Regions from separate parts of the Homo sapiens genome. Here regions 2, 3 and 4 are each linked to region 1. Evidence: chromatin contacts called from ENCODE Hi-C or POLR2A ChIA-PET data. All regions are on one chromosome and are shown on one strand. Each heading gives the region's core, a stretch centred on a gene start or an enhancer-like site at or near the end of the contact. The rest is flanking DNA. Distances are from core to core; before and after follow the strand shown.

What was found. Hi-C counts contacts between places; a loop is a spot of excess contacts on that map. ChIA-PET counts read pairs that join two places held with the same protein, here RNA polymerase II (POLR2A). Pooled maps may share reads with other maps.
Region 2: a loop to region 1 is called in a map with no recorded cell type, with 7 times the contacts of the local background. The contact joins the promoter of TNFSF15 here to the promoter of ATP6V1G1 in region 1. A Hi-C loop is called at or near these places in 1 of 37 single-sample maps with no recorded cell type and 2 of 50 pooled maps. POLR2A ChIA-PET finds 5 or more read pairs at or near these places in 2 of 52 experiments (RWPE1 and activated T-cell).
Region 3: a loop to region 1 is called in a map of B cell, with 3 times the contacts of the local background. The contact joins the enhancer-like site here to the promoter of ATP6V1G1 in region 1. A Hi-C loop is called at or near these places in 3 of 168 maps with a recorded cell type or tissue (B cell, dorsolateral prefrontal cortex and endothelial cell of umbilical vein) and 5 of 50 pooled maps. POLR2A ChIA-PET finds 5 or more read pairs at or near these places in 10 of 52 experiments (A549, B cell, CD4-positive, alpha-beta T cell and 7 more).
Region 4: a loop to region 1 is called in a pooled map, with 4 times the contacts of the local background. The contact joins the enhancer-like site here to the promoter of ATP6V1G1 in region 1. A Hi-C loop is called at or near these places in 4 of 50 pooled maps. POLR2A ChIA-PET finds 5 or more read pairs at or near these places in 3 of 52 experiments (GM10248, H1 and HepG2).

The regions. Positions count from the first base shown.
Region 1 is chr9:114,586,277-114,589,407 of GRCh38, reverse strand. It overlaps ATP6V1G1 (ATPase H+ transporting V1 subunit G1), which reads right to left and starts at 1,639. Exons shown (of 3, transcript NM_004888.4): 1 at 1,488-1,639. The coding sequence starts at 1,569. RefSeq lists enhancers at 1,204-1,713, 1,824-1,903, 1,542-2,360, 2,361-3,131.
Region 2 is chr9:114,804,554-114,807,684 of GRCh38, reverse strand. TNFSF15 (TNF superfamily member 15) reads left to right here and starts at 1,646. Exons shown (of 4, transcript NM_005118.4): 1 at 1,646-1,882. The coding sequence starts at 1,673.
Region 3 is chr9:114,451,561-114,454,691 of GRCh38, reverse strand. All of the region lies in intron 3 of WHRN (whirlin), which reads left to right. Among named protein-coding and RNA genes, the nearest start is that of WHRN, 52 kb to the left of the region's middle. Within about 2 kb of position 1,716, at least 8 of the 41 ENCODE cell types and tissues checked have a DNase peak (open chromatin) inside an H3K27ac peak, as active enhancers do; they include B cell, CD4-positive, alpha-beta T cell and OCI-LY7, where a contact is called at or near this core.
Region 4 is chr9:114,717,402-114,720,532 of GRCh38, reverse strand. No RefSeq gene overlaps it. Among named protein-coding and RNA genes, the nearest start is that of TEX48, 37 kb to the right of the region's middle. RefSeq lists enhancers at 1,510-1,629, 997-2,196. Within about 2 kb of position 1,557, at least 3 of the 41 ENCODE cell types and tissues checked have a DNase peak (open chromatin) inside an H3K27ac peak, as active enhancers do.

The sequences.
Region 1 (3,131 bases), core at 390-2,889:
TCCCAACTATGTTGCTTCCCAGGGTATGGATAAATCATTTCTCTCTGAGCCTCATTTTTACTATCTGTAAAATAGGGATAGAAGCATCTTTCTCACCAGACGGGAAACTGGATACATAAAGTTAAATGAGACATAGTTTCTGTTCTCCAGAAGCTTAGTCTAGTGACTGAGCCATATAAACAAACAGGTTATTGCACGGCAGTGGCAGAAATCAGCACTTGGGAGGGACTCCAAGCCTAGTCCGGGGGACAAGCATGAGTCAGGAAAGGCTTCCCGGGAAGAAGTGTTTCCTAAATTGAGGTCTGATGGAAGACTAAGGGTCAGAGAACAAAGGGGAGGAGAATTGGAAAAGGCTTCTCACGTCAGAAGAAACAGCGTGTGCAAAAACCTGCAGGTGAAAGACATCATGCTGCTTCTGAGGGACCACAACGATTCAGTATAGCTGGAGGAAAGCACCAGGCCTGACCCACAAGAGCCTCCCCAACTTCATTAAGGAATTTGAGCTTTCTTCTGCAGGAACTAAACGTCTGACTACAAAGGCGGTAGGGAAATCATATCTGCACTTATTTATTTATTTTGTTCCTTACCAGCAGGAAGTCACATATTTGCATTTTAGAAGGATGACTGATTGCAGAGAGGAGAATGGATTGACTGGAGGGGACCAGAACGGGTTCTTCCACTCCCCAGTCTAGATTAAACTCACCTGTTAAATTCTTTAGCAACCTTACATTTCTCCACTCCAGCCCTCATCTCTCCTGCAATTAATTAACTGACCCAATACCTGCTTCCTTCACTGCGACACTGAATGCCACGTTAGGGGAGACAACTGATGCACTGGGCACTGCGCTTGCCACATATTAGACAGAAACACACACACACACACACACACACACACACTGCGCTTGCCACATGTTAGAAACACACACACACTGCGCTTGCCACATATCAGAAACACACACACGCACACACGCCAACGATTTAGACAACTACAGTACCTTTAGAGAAACTGGTGTCCTGGACTAAGACGCTGGTAGTAGACATGGGGGAAAAAGTGAAAGATACGCAAGCCTTGGCGACTGACTAAATGAGGGAGGGAGAAGAGGCAAGCAGGACTCCAGGTTTCTAGACCAAGCAACTGTGTGGATGCTGGCTCCCTTCACCGAGACTGACCACCCCAGAGCGGTTAAGTGGGAGAGAAGAAGAACAAAGAGCTCCGTTTGGAGAGCCCATTTCACATGCCTCCAGGCCCCAAGGACGGTAACCCATTATTGTTTCCACGCCCAATTTACCATCTCACATCGTGGCTTCCAGGCGATCCGCAAGCCTTCCAGAGCCTCAGCTCCTCAAAGCTTCGAAACACACAACCTTCCGCGACTATACGCACGCCCGCACCCCGCAGTTTTTCGGGCCTAATCTACCCACCACCTGAGGCCCAGCGGTCTTTCTTCGACTCGCGCCACGCCGGGCAGCCCCACCCTGAAACTCACTTTTGCGGGCCTCGGACACCTTCTCGGCTGCCCGCTTCTCGGCCTGCAGCAGCTGCTGAATCCCCTGAGACTGACTAGCCATGGCGGCAGCGATTCTGAGAGCAAGGCAAGCGGCCTAAGGCACCTCGAAGGCCCCTTGGGTCAGCTGACACAGCCGCCCACAATCTGCGCTTGCTCCTTGCGCCTGCGCTTCGCCCCCGTTGTCACGTGACCGCACAGCGTAGCATCAGCTGACCGCTCTTGAACTTCTGTGATTCGGCAGAAATGGGGCGGGGCGGGGCTGAGGAGAAAGGAGCGGAGCTCCTCGACTGCGCCTGTGCAGTCTACTGCGCAGTACTGCCCTCTACTCCTCTGTCCGCTCCCTGGCCTCTTTTAATGGCTACCCTGTCGCTGGTTCACTCTGTAGCCGCCCTGCCACGTATAGTGTCTGTTTGCAGTATGCTCAACGTCAAGAGAGGAGGGGCCAAGTCAAATCACTTTCCTCCTACTCTCCACACTGCTCTACTCACTCCCTTTCTGGGACTTTCTTTGGCACTCAAAATTTTATCGGGGTAGTTCAGGAAGATTCTTGCCAGTTCCGGGGATAGAGTCTTGGGTTGCCAGTTAGGAGACTCGGGATCAAGTCTGCCGCTAACCTGTGTGATTTTGGACAGGTCGCTATCCTTTTCTGAACCCGAGTTCAGGAATGGACTGGACTGTTTCCCATAAATATTTGATGAAAGCCTGCTGTGATCCTAGTCCACTGTTGATATTGAGGACATAGCAGAGAGCAGGGCAAACAAGGTCCCGGCGGAGCTCACAGTTTATGGACACAGACAGATTAATTAAAATAAATAGACAATTACAAACTGTGATAAAGTCATGAAGGAAAAATGCAGGGTGCCGTAAGAAGGAACCTTTAGTAAGGGGAGAGGAATATGGAGGTGTCTCTGAATGCTGTACCAAGGAAGTGGTGTTTAAGATCTGAAGGCCAGGCGCAGTGGCTCACGAGCCTGTAATCCCAGCACTTTGAGAGGCCGAGGCGGGTGGATCACTTCAGGTGAGGAGTTCGAGACCAGCCTGGCCGACGTGGTGAAACCCCGTCTTTACTAAAAATACAAAAATTAGCCGGGCGTGGTGGCGCGCGCCTGTAATCGCAGCTACTCAGTAGGCTGAGGCACGAGAATCGCTTGAACCCGGGAGGCGGAGGCTGCAGTGAGCCGAGATCGTGACGCTGCACTGCAGCCAGGGCGACAGAGCAAGACTGTCTCAAAAAAATTAAAATTAAAAAATTAAAATAGGCCAATCGCGGTGGCTCACGCCTATAATCCCAGCACTTTGGGAGGCTGAGGCCGGCGGATCACGAGATCAGGAATTTGAGACCAGCCTGACCAATGTGGTGAAACCTGGTCTCTACTAAAAATACAAAAATCCGGGCATGGTGGCGCGCGCCTGTAATCCCAGCTACTCAGGAGGCTGAGGTAGGAGAATCGCCTGAACCTGGGAGCTGAGGTTGCAGTGAGCCGAGATCGTGTCACTACACTCCAGCCTGGGTGACAGAGCAGACTCCATCTCAAAAATAAATAAGTAAATAAATAATAAAAATTCTCAAAAAATAAAATAAGATCTGAAGAATAAGAAGTTACCCAGGAAAGGATAGTGGGG
Region 2 (3,131 bases), core at 397-2,896, 220 kb before region 1:
AGAGATTTAGGTTAGTCTCAAAGACATTTTTTAATAGATTTGTTAAACCAAGAATGAGTAGCCATGGGACATGAAAATCATCCTTTGCTAGAATGAGCATAGGAGCATAGTGATATGAAGGAAGAGGACTGGACACTTCCATTTTGCAACAGTACAGCTAGTCAATAGTGTATCCAGGGAACTGCAGCTTGGGAAAGTAGTAAAAGTTGAGGCTGGACACTGGGGACGGGTGACAGTGAGCAGGGACCAAGCCATGAAAGGCCTTTCCAAGTAGCCTGAAGAGTCCAGGCTGTGACATAACCAGAAGTAGCAACTGGATGGAGGCGCTAGTAAAACTGGTTTCTGCCGTACATCACAGGCCATTCCTTAAACTTTCCTATTATTTCTAGAACCCATCTTTTCCCAGGGTCCTTTACTTTCCTCTGAGATCAACCCTCCCTGAGCTCTAAGGCCGAGTTCCAACACCACCTCTTTCTCCAGGAAGCCCCCTCAACCCCCTCACTGCAGGGTCTTACCCACTCCTGGGTAAAGACAGTGCAGGTATTTATGAACATGCATGATCCAGCAGTACCTATGGTGAAGTGTGATGGTGAAGAAGCCAGCAGCCAGCCTGCCTGAGTCCCAATCCTGGCTCTACCACTTGCCGTCTGTGCTTTATTTTCTTATGTGTAAAATGAGAATGATAGCTTTATTGTCACAAAATTTATCTCAGGATTGAATAATTTTATTGATGTATTTAACTTAGAGCAGTGATTGGCACAAAGTAAGCACTTAATAAATATAATCTTTTATTACATGTTGTGGCCCCCACACCCAACTGCAGGCAAAGCACATCACATGATCAATTAACTTTAGACTAATCAGGGAGTAGTGGTTAATGTTCTACCCTCACAGACAGTCACCTCGATCTGTGGCCTCATACTCTGATTAAACAATGGTCAATGCAGACTGGAAATACTTTCCTTTCATGGGCAGTCATGTGCTAGAGGTTACAACTCCAAGCCGTGATTTAGAACTAGGTCATCTTCCTAGCTCCTCTGTCTTCATCCTTGGATGACCTAGGACAAGTGCCTTCACCTTTTAGAACTTTGCTATTCCCATCTGTACACTGAGAATGAATTTCTATGAGGTTCAAAATGACAGAGGGCTAGGCAGCACTTTGCAAAGAGCTGATGCAAATGTGATTTCCGTTTCCCAATCTGCAAACCACACACCTCTCATCCCTCACTTTCACTTCCAGAAGCACACTCCCCAGACTGGCACAGCTGGTAAGCCTCCAGTGCAGGGAACAGGTATATTTTAATTTGCCCCACCCACTGACTTGATGAATTCTTTCTCTCCTCCTTCAGGGACTTTCCTAACTTCCTTCTGTAAACGAAGGAAGGAGCACATGAGCATACTGTATATAAATATGCTTGGGAAAGCTTTCTTCTTCTCCTTCTTCTTCTTTTTTTTTTTTTTTTTTTTTTCCTCAAACCAAACTTGGTTTCTGTTGTAGGCGGTGCATTCTCTAGCAGGGTAGGGCCACAGTGTGCTCTTGAAGAGGGGAGGGGAGAGGAAAAGGGAAGGAGGAGACTGAGTGATTAAGTCACCCACTGTGAGAGCTGGTCTTCTATTTAATGGGGGCTCTCTCTGCCCAGGAGTCAGAGGTGCCTCCAGGAGCAGCAGGAGCATGGCCGAGGATCTGGGACTGAGCTTTGGGGAAACAGCCAGTGTGGAAATGCTGCCAGAGCACGGCAGCTGCAGGCCCAAGGCCAGGAGCAGCAGCGCACGCTGGGCTCTCACCTGCTGCCTGGTGTTGCTCCCCTTCCTTGCAGGACTCACCACATACCTGCTTGTCAGCCAGCTCCGGGCCCAGGGAGAGGCCTGTGTGCAGTTCCAGGTAAGCCACATGGCACTCTGACCTTGGGGAGGAGCAGTGGACTCTCTGCAGTGAGTGGCAACTATTTCAGCTCTGGACAGAGGATAGAGTTTCTTGATGTATCACATTTCTTGTTTCTACATGCAGAGGAAATGTAGAGTGGGAGGGGTGGAGAGGTTCAATTTGGTGTTTATTCTCAATATTTCTAGGGAATGAACAGTCCCTTCTTTTACTGTGGGGATAACCTTCAGCCTCATATTTTTTAGATAATTATAATCATAGTATACTGGTAATTTGGGAAGATTCTTTTTATTTAAGAAAAAAACTTAAAATTACATAACTAACACGGTCATTGAAAAAAGTTAGAAAATACAGATAAGGAGAGGAAGAAAGTCATCATTACCCATAACTCTTATAGCTGACCACTGTTAACAGTTTGGGATATATAATTCTGTACAGAATTATATGCCAGATATAAAACGGATTTTTTAATGAGACGAGATTATTCTGAGTCTGCTAATATATTATGATTTTATTTATATGCTAATGAATTCACAACAACATGATGCTATAGATACACATTCCTATATGTGGATGCTATAATTTCTTTACCCACTCTTTTTCTTGGGTTTAGAACTTTTTCTCTTTTTAGAGCTTAAGAAAGAACCTCCTGCCTGGTTGTCTATCTCTAAGGTCTTGCTGAGGCCTGGGAGAAGCCTAGTCAGAAAAAGAATATGAAGTCTAGGGAGAACAATGGTAGGGGCAGCGATAGGTGTCAAGAAGAAAACATAATTCTTGGCTGGGAACAACAAAGATGTACCTCAAAACCTAAGGAATGAGTCTTTCCAGTAATATCCTTTTTAAAAATGTCCCTTCATAATCTATGGTGGCTGATTTCATTTCAGTTCAAAGTATTAAATTGCAAAGGGAAAAAAATGGGTTTTCAATGGGTTTAACTGGAAACCTAGCCTCTAAGCAATCCTGGCCAGTTTCAAAGCATAGACACCACAAGTAAGCCATGGAAAATCTGTAATTCTCGCTGCCCCATCAGGGTCAACAAACAGACTGTGATTCAGGCAGCAGCGTTCATGGCCAGATGCCATTGCTCATAAAATGTAGAAATATGCAGACAAACCGGAAATGCTGTTTATGTTAAAGAAGAACCGCAGGTCATGGGAAGTCAGACTTTGACCCTTTGACCACCAAGGGGCCAGTTTCTGCTGGAAGTCAAACTGCAGCGCCCAGTTGGTGCTCTGGGACTCTGTCCCTC
Region 3 (3,131 bases), core at 467-2,966, 130 kb after region 1:
AAAATATAGCTTCCTGGGATTGGAATTGGAATTGTGTTGAATCTAGATCAAATTAGAAGATTTAACATCTTCATACTATTCAGTCTTGCAATCAATGAATACAGATCTCTCCATTTATTTAGGTTTTTTTTTGTTCTGTAATTGTCAGCCTGAAGAAACTACACATATTTTGTTAGCTATGTATACCTAAGTATTTTCAGCACTATTATAAATGGTACTGTTTTTATTAACTTTGGATTCCAGTTGTTCATTGTTAGAAATAGAATTGATTTTTATATGTTGGCTTTTGTATCTTTTGACTTTGCTAAACTCATTTATTAGTTCTGGGAGGTTTATTGCAGAGTCTGAAATTTTCTAGGCAGATGGTCAGAGTTTTATTTTTTCTTTTTGGATCTGTATGCCTTTTATTTCTTTTTCTTAACTTATTGCACTGACTACAATGTCTAGTATGATACTGAGTAGAACAGTTGAGAGAAAAATTTTGCCTTATTTCTATCTTAAAGGAAAGCATTAATTTTTCACCATGAAGTATGTTAGCTGTGGGATTTTCTGTGGATACTCTTCATCAGATTTGATTCCTACTTTGTTTAGAGAGTATCCTGAATGTATGTTGAATTTTTAAAGTATTTTTCTGATCATATGGCTTTTCTCTTTTAATCTGTTAATTACATTGATTTTCAAATGTTGAAACAGCCTTGCATTCCTTGTATAAACACTCTTGGTTGTGATAAATTATCCCTTATAGAGATTGCTGGATTTGATTTGCCAATGTTTTGTGGAGGATATTTCCATTTGTGTTCATGAAGGATAGTGGTCTGGGTTTTCTTTTCTTATAATGTATCTAGTCTTAGTATTATATAATGCTGGCTTCACAAAATGAGTTGGGAAGTCATTCATGAAAGTGTCTGGGCTTGAGTTTTTTTGGGGGAGATGATTTAACTATAAACTCCATTTTTTGGACATGTAATATATAGGATATCTATAGGTTATCTATTTTTCTTTCTTGAGTGTTAGTAGTTTGCGTCTCTCAAGAAATTGGTCCATTCATCCAAGTTGTGGAATTTAAAGGCAGAGAATTGCTTGTAAGGTGCCCTTATTATGTGAGTTTTTTTTAACTGTCAGGAATTATATAAATATTAAGACATTATTTTTGTCACCTTCATTAGGACTACCATAAAATCAGCCATAATCACAGAATGAAATACACTTAAAGGATCCTTATTAAACAAATATTATATAGTAACTGATGTAGTTTGGATATTTGTCCTCTCCGAATCTCATGTTGAAATGTGATCCCCAGTGTTGGAGGGGGCCTACTGGGAGGTGTTTGGGTCACAGGGGTGGACCCTTCATGAAGGGCTTGGTGCCCTCCCAGAGGTAATGAGTGAGTTCTTGCTCTATTAGTTCATGTGAGAGCTGGTTGTTTAAAAGAGCCTGGGACCTCTCTTACTCCTTCTCTCACCTTGTGACACACCTGCTCCCTTTTCACCATCTGCCATGAGTAAAAGCTTCCTGAGGCCTCACCAGAAGCAGATGCCAGCACCACGCTGTTTGTACAGCCTGCAGGACCATGAGCCAAGATAAACCTCTTTTCTTTATAAATTACCCAGCCTCAGGTATTCCTTTATAGCAATGCAAAACAAACACAGTAACCACACCCCTTCCTCCATGAAGAAACAGGAAGCAGGTGTGGAGAGTCTGTCAGGCTTGCTCTCGCCTCCCAGCAGAAGCATCAGGATGGAATCAGCAGACAAAGCCAAACTGCCTGATGGCAACGGGGCTCTATGCTGGGGGCCCAGAGCTCTGGGCCCTTCTCTCAGCCAGTCCTTTCCTTCCTTCTGGCCCTCAGCATCCCCATGTGTGAAATGGAGGGTTGGCAGCTGAGATCTGTGAGTGTAGACTGATTCCCGCCATCTGCCCTCCATCAGGGAGGAGCTGAAGATGGCACCTAATGTCCAGAGAGCACCTGTGATGAGCAAACCTCACTGTGGGCCAGGCTGCTACCCAGCCTCTTTTAGCCCAAAGGCAAGCATCTCTGAGAGACAGGGTCTGATTGCTCAATGCACAACCTAGGTGAGTGGGAAAACCACTCACACTTCTCAAACAAAAATGCCTGCTCTGTGCTGTGTTCAGGCCAGGATGCAAAGGAGATAGTGCTCAAGATAGGAGCTTTGGAGTCAAAGACACCTGGCTCAGGGCCTGCCTTCTCCACAGTCACTTCTTCAAGACAAGAACAATTTCCCGGATACTTACTGTGTGCCAGGTGCTGTCCTTGTTAGCCCTATAACCCTGAATTTGCGTGATGGAAACTCAGGCTGACGCCCCTTGGCAGCCGGCCAGCCAGCTCTCCCCACTTCTGCCCGGTTCTCTGCCGTCAGCATGTTGGTGACACCTGCCCGATGTTTCTGCACACTCTGCTTTTTAGATTTGGAACCCGGAGGATTCTTCTGGCCATTCAGGATGTGTTTAAGTAAAAGCATGGTGAAAATGGCAGAAGATACAGCAGCATGAGGGTAGTGGTGATAACAGGAAACAGTAATGATACATTTTTTAATTTTAATTTTTATTCTTTACCTTTCCTATGTTGCTGAGGAAATAGTAGTAACAGAAATAAGTCATTAGGGTGAGCAGTCTTCTAGTTATTTCTAACATGCAGGAATAACAACAGCAATTGCCAGCATTTTGGGAGTCCGCCCTCTGTCCCACCATGGTGCTTAGTGAGTACTGTGCCTACAGTGAATCATTTAATGCTCCCAGCATCCCTGCAAGGAGGCTCTGGTATTATCCCTATTTTACAGATGGGCAGCTGAAGCCCAGAGAGGTTAAGTAACTTGCCCAAGGTCACACAGTTAATAGGAAGAAGAGCTGGGATTCAAACCCAGGTGGGTCTAGCACTTAGTCACAGAAGTCCCATTCTCATCTCTTCCCTCTCCTCATACCTTCTCTGGTGAACCCCAGAGGTTCTTACAGAACTTAGATGGGTCCTCTCTTTGTGAAGTGGTTCTCAGGCAGACTGGGGGAGGGACACAGGGCAGGGCCTTCCCCTGTAGGCAGCTTGAATTTACTGCTTTGTGAAAATTAGGGAGGAGCGAATGGTCTTCACTTGGGGTTTTCCTGTGTGTGTGGTGTGT
Region 4 (3,131 bases), core at 308-2,807, 130 kb before region 1:
GTTTATAAATATAGATGCCATGTCTCTGAGTTGCTTGGTGTGATGCCAAGTCCTGGAGCCAGACAGAACTGGGTTCATGTTCTACCTCTAGTCCCTGTAAGCTGTGTTGCCCTGGGCAAGTCAGGGAAGCTCCCTGAACCGCCATGTCCCCATCCATACAGTAAGGTGATGACAGCTCCCACCCACAGACTCTTTGACATCACTGAGCATGTGCTTGGCACAGAGGCAGGACCCAGTCAAGTGCAGCTGTGTTGCTCTCATTCTCAGTGGGCTGGTTCTGAACTCACAGAGCTGGGGGCCGCCAGCCCTTACCATGGCAACAACCCGAACCCTGGCAGCCTCACCAGGGTAATTGCCACTTTGTGGGCACCAGTCTGATTGTCAGCAGGTCATTCTCAGACAACCTCATGGGGCCCATTCCTCTCTCTCTCCTGCCTTGGGCTCCCCTAGGGATCAGAAGCCCATTACCATAATGGCTGTGAGAACCTAATGAGATCAGATATATCATTTGCTAGGGCTGCCATAAAAAAGTACCACAGACTGAGTGGCTTAAACAGAAATGCATTTCCCCACAGTTCTGGAGGCTAGAAGTTCCAGATCAAGGTATCAGTAGAGTTGGTTTCTTCCATGGCCTCTCTCCTTGGCTTATAGATGATCACCTTCTCTTCATGTCTGCACATGGTCTCCCCTCAGTATGTGTCTGTGTCCAGATTTCCTTTTAAGGACCCTAGTCACATTGGATTAGGACCCATCGTGGTGACTTTAACTTGATTACCTCTCTAAAGACTCTATCTCCAAATATAGTCACATTCTGAAATACTGGACAGTAGGACTTCAGCAGATGAATTTGCATCATTATATGCATCAACGCAGGGATCAAGTATATAATGCATCAGACACAGTGCTTGGCATATGGTAAGCACTCAATAAATAGTGCCAAACATGAGGGTGATGACGGAGATGATGACTCTCCAGGCTGGAAGCCACTTCAACAAGATGACAAGCCACGGCTCAATACCCATCAGGAAGTCCCTCTGGGTTAATGGGAAGCCCTGGGATTTGGGAGGCCATGCACCTAGTGAAGTCATGCATACACTGGCTTTGGAGTCAGATCCACATGGGTTCAGAGCCTCAGGGCAGCACTCACCCACTGGAGATCCTAAGCAAATCATCCCACTTAGCTGAGCCTCAACTTTCCTCACGTATTGAGAGAGCCAATGTCAAGGGCCTAGCAGTGAGAGGTGCCCAGGGAATTCCTCTGTCTGTGAGCAGGATAACCAGATTTGAGTCCCAGTTTGGCCACCTTCTAGCGCTGACCTTGGGCAAGTCACTCTCAGTCCCTTCAGCTCTTGATGCGGAACAATAATCCCGCCTCATGGAGTTGTCGTAGGGTGGAAATGAGTCAAGGTATGTGAAAGTGCTTTGTAAACTGCAAAGCGCTCTGCACAGGTCAGCTGTTGCCCTCCTTTGAGGATGCAACCCTGCAGAGGTCTTCGTGAGAGGGCGCTCACACCCACACACCCGATTCCAAGAAAAACACAAGAGGTGGGGCCCCTGTGGTTTCATGACTCACAGAGGCCACTCCTGCAGGTGCTTTTTGACTATGCGACCAGGTTTGCTAACCACTCCCTAAGGCTGCAACTCACACCCCCTCTTCCCTGGTCCAGAAAGGAGGCATGGCAGACCAAAGATGACTTGGAAATTTATTAGAAGGCAGGGGGAGTGGGGTGTCAAGGATGTAAACAAGGAAGTCAGGAGGGCCATGAATTTTCTGGTTGGGGAGAGTGGAGAGGACACCATCTTTGATGAAAGGAAACCCAGGTAGAAAACTTCAGGAGGTGGCTGGAAATGCCAGATAGGAGTCAGGAGAGAAGTAATGAAGATATTACCTACAGTGAGGCTAGAACTGAAGATGTGAAAGCCAGAGTATAGAAAAGAGAAGAAAGAGGGAAGAGTGGGAACAGGAAAGGGGAGAAGGAAGGGCATGGTGTAAGGGGCAAAACCTTGAAGAATGCCAACATCTAGGATTTTAGGGAGAAAAAGGAGACAGAGGATTAGACAGGTAAAGCAGTCTGAGATAAGGGGAAGAGCAGGTCTATCAGGATTGAGAGATGTATTTTTCAGCTCAGGCTGTCATAACAAAATACCATGGGCTGGGTGACCTAAACAACAGACATTTATTTTCTCACAGCTCTGCAAACTAGAAGTCTGAGGCCAGGGTTTCAGCATGGTCGGGTCCTGATGAGGGCTCCCTTCCTGGCTTGCAGATGGCCACCTTCTTGCTGTGTCTTCATATGGTGCGAGGAGAGAGAGAGAAGAGAGAAAGAAGAGAGAGAGAAGAGGAGATAAAGAGAGAGAGAGAGAAGAGAGAGAGGAAAGAGAGAGAGAGAGAGAGAAAGCTCTCTAGTATCTCTTAAGCACCCTAAAATCCTTTTGGATCAGGGCTCTGCCCTTATGACGTCATTTAGCCTTAATTACTTCTGTAAAGGGCTTGTCTCCAAATACAGTCACCTTGGGGGTTAGGGTTACAACTTTTGAATTGGGGAGGGACACAACTCAGTCCACAGCAGGAGGGCAGAGGTAGGATGAAGATGGGAAAATGGTAGCCCAGGAAGCACACCTGCCCTAGAACACACACTGCCAGAACAGCACCTATTGGTAGCAAGAGCCTCTGCCAGCACTGGAGGAACTTTAAGCGCTTCCCCTATCTGTGTCTCTATTTCGCTGGTACACAATGTAGGAGTAGTGCTGTTCTCAAATATCCCCAGGATACAACCAAGCTCTCTTCCAAGGGCAAATGTCCCAGGGGCTCAAAAAAAGAGCCAGATGGTCTTTCAAACAAGCCCATTCAAGGCTAAAAGAAGGGAGGGGAGGTAATGCTAAGTTTAGAGACTCTAAATCCTCCCTTGGGAGTGAGTGAGCCTGTCTCAGGCAGCCCAGGAGCAAGAGAAGAAGACACCTCCTGTCACTCTGAGCTGTAAGAGAAGAGAGAGGGGGCTGCATGCCTCACCCACCCAAGTCCACCTCACTCCTAAATACAAACTTGTGTAGTGTTTAACTCTAGATGTAATTATGAGAGCCACTACCTTCTTGAAAAAGTTTTGGTCATCAAAGCAAAGGCTGACTTCCAT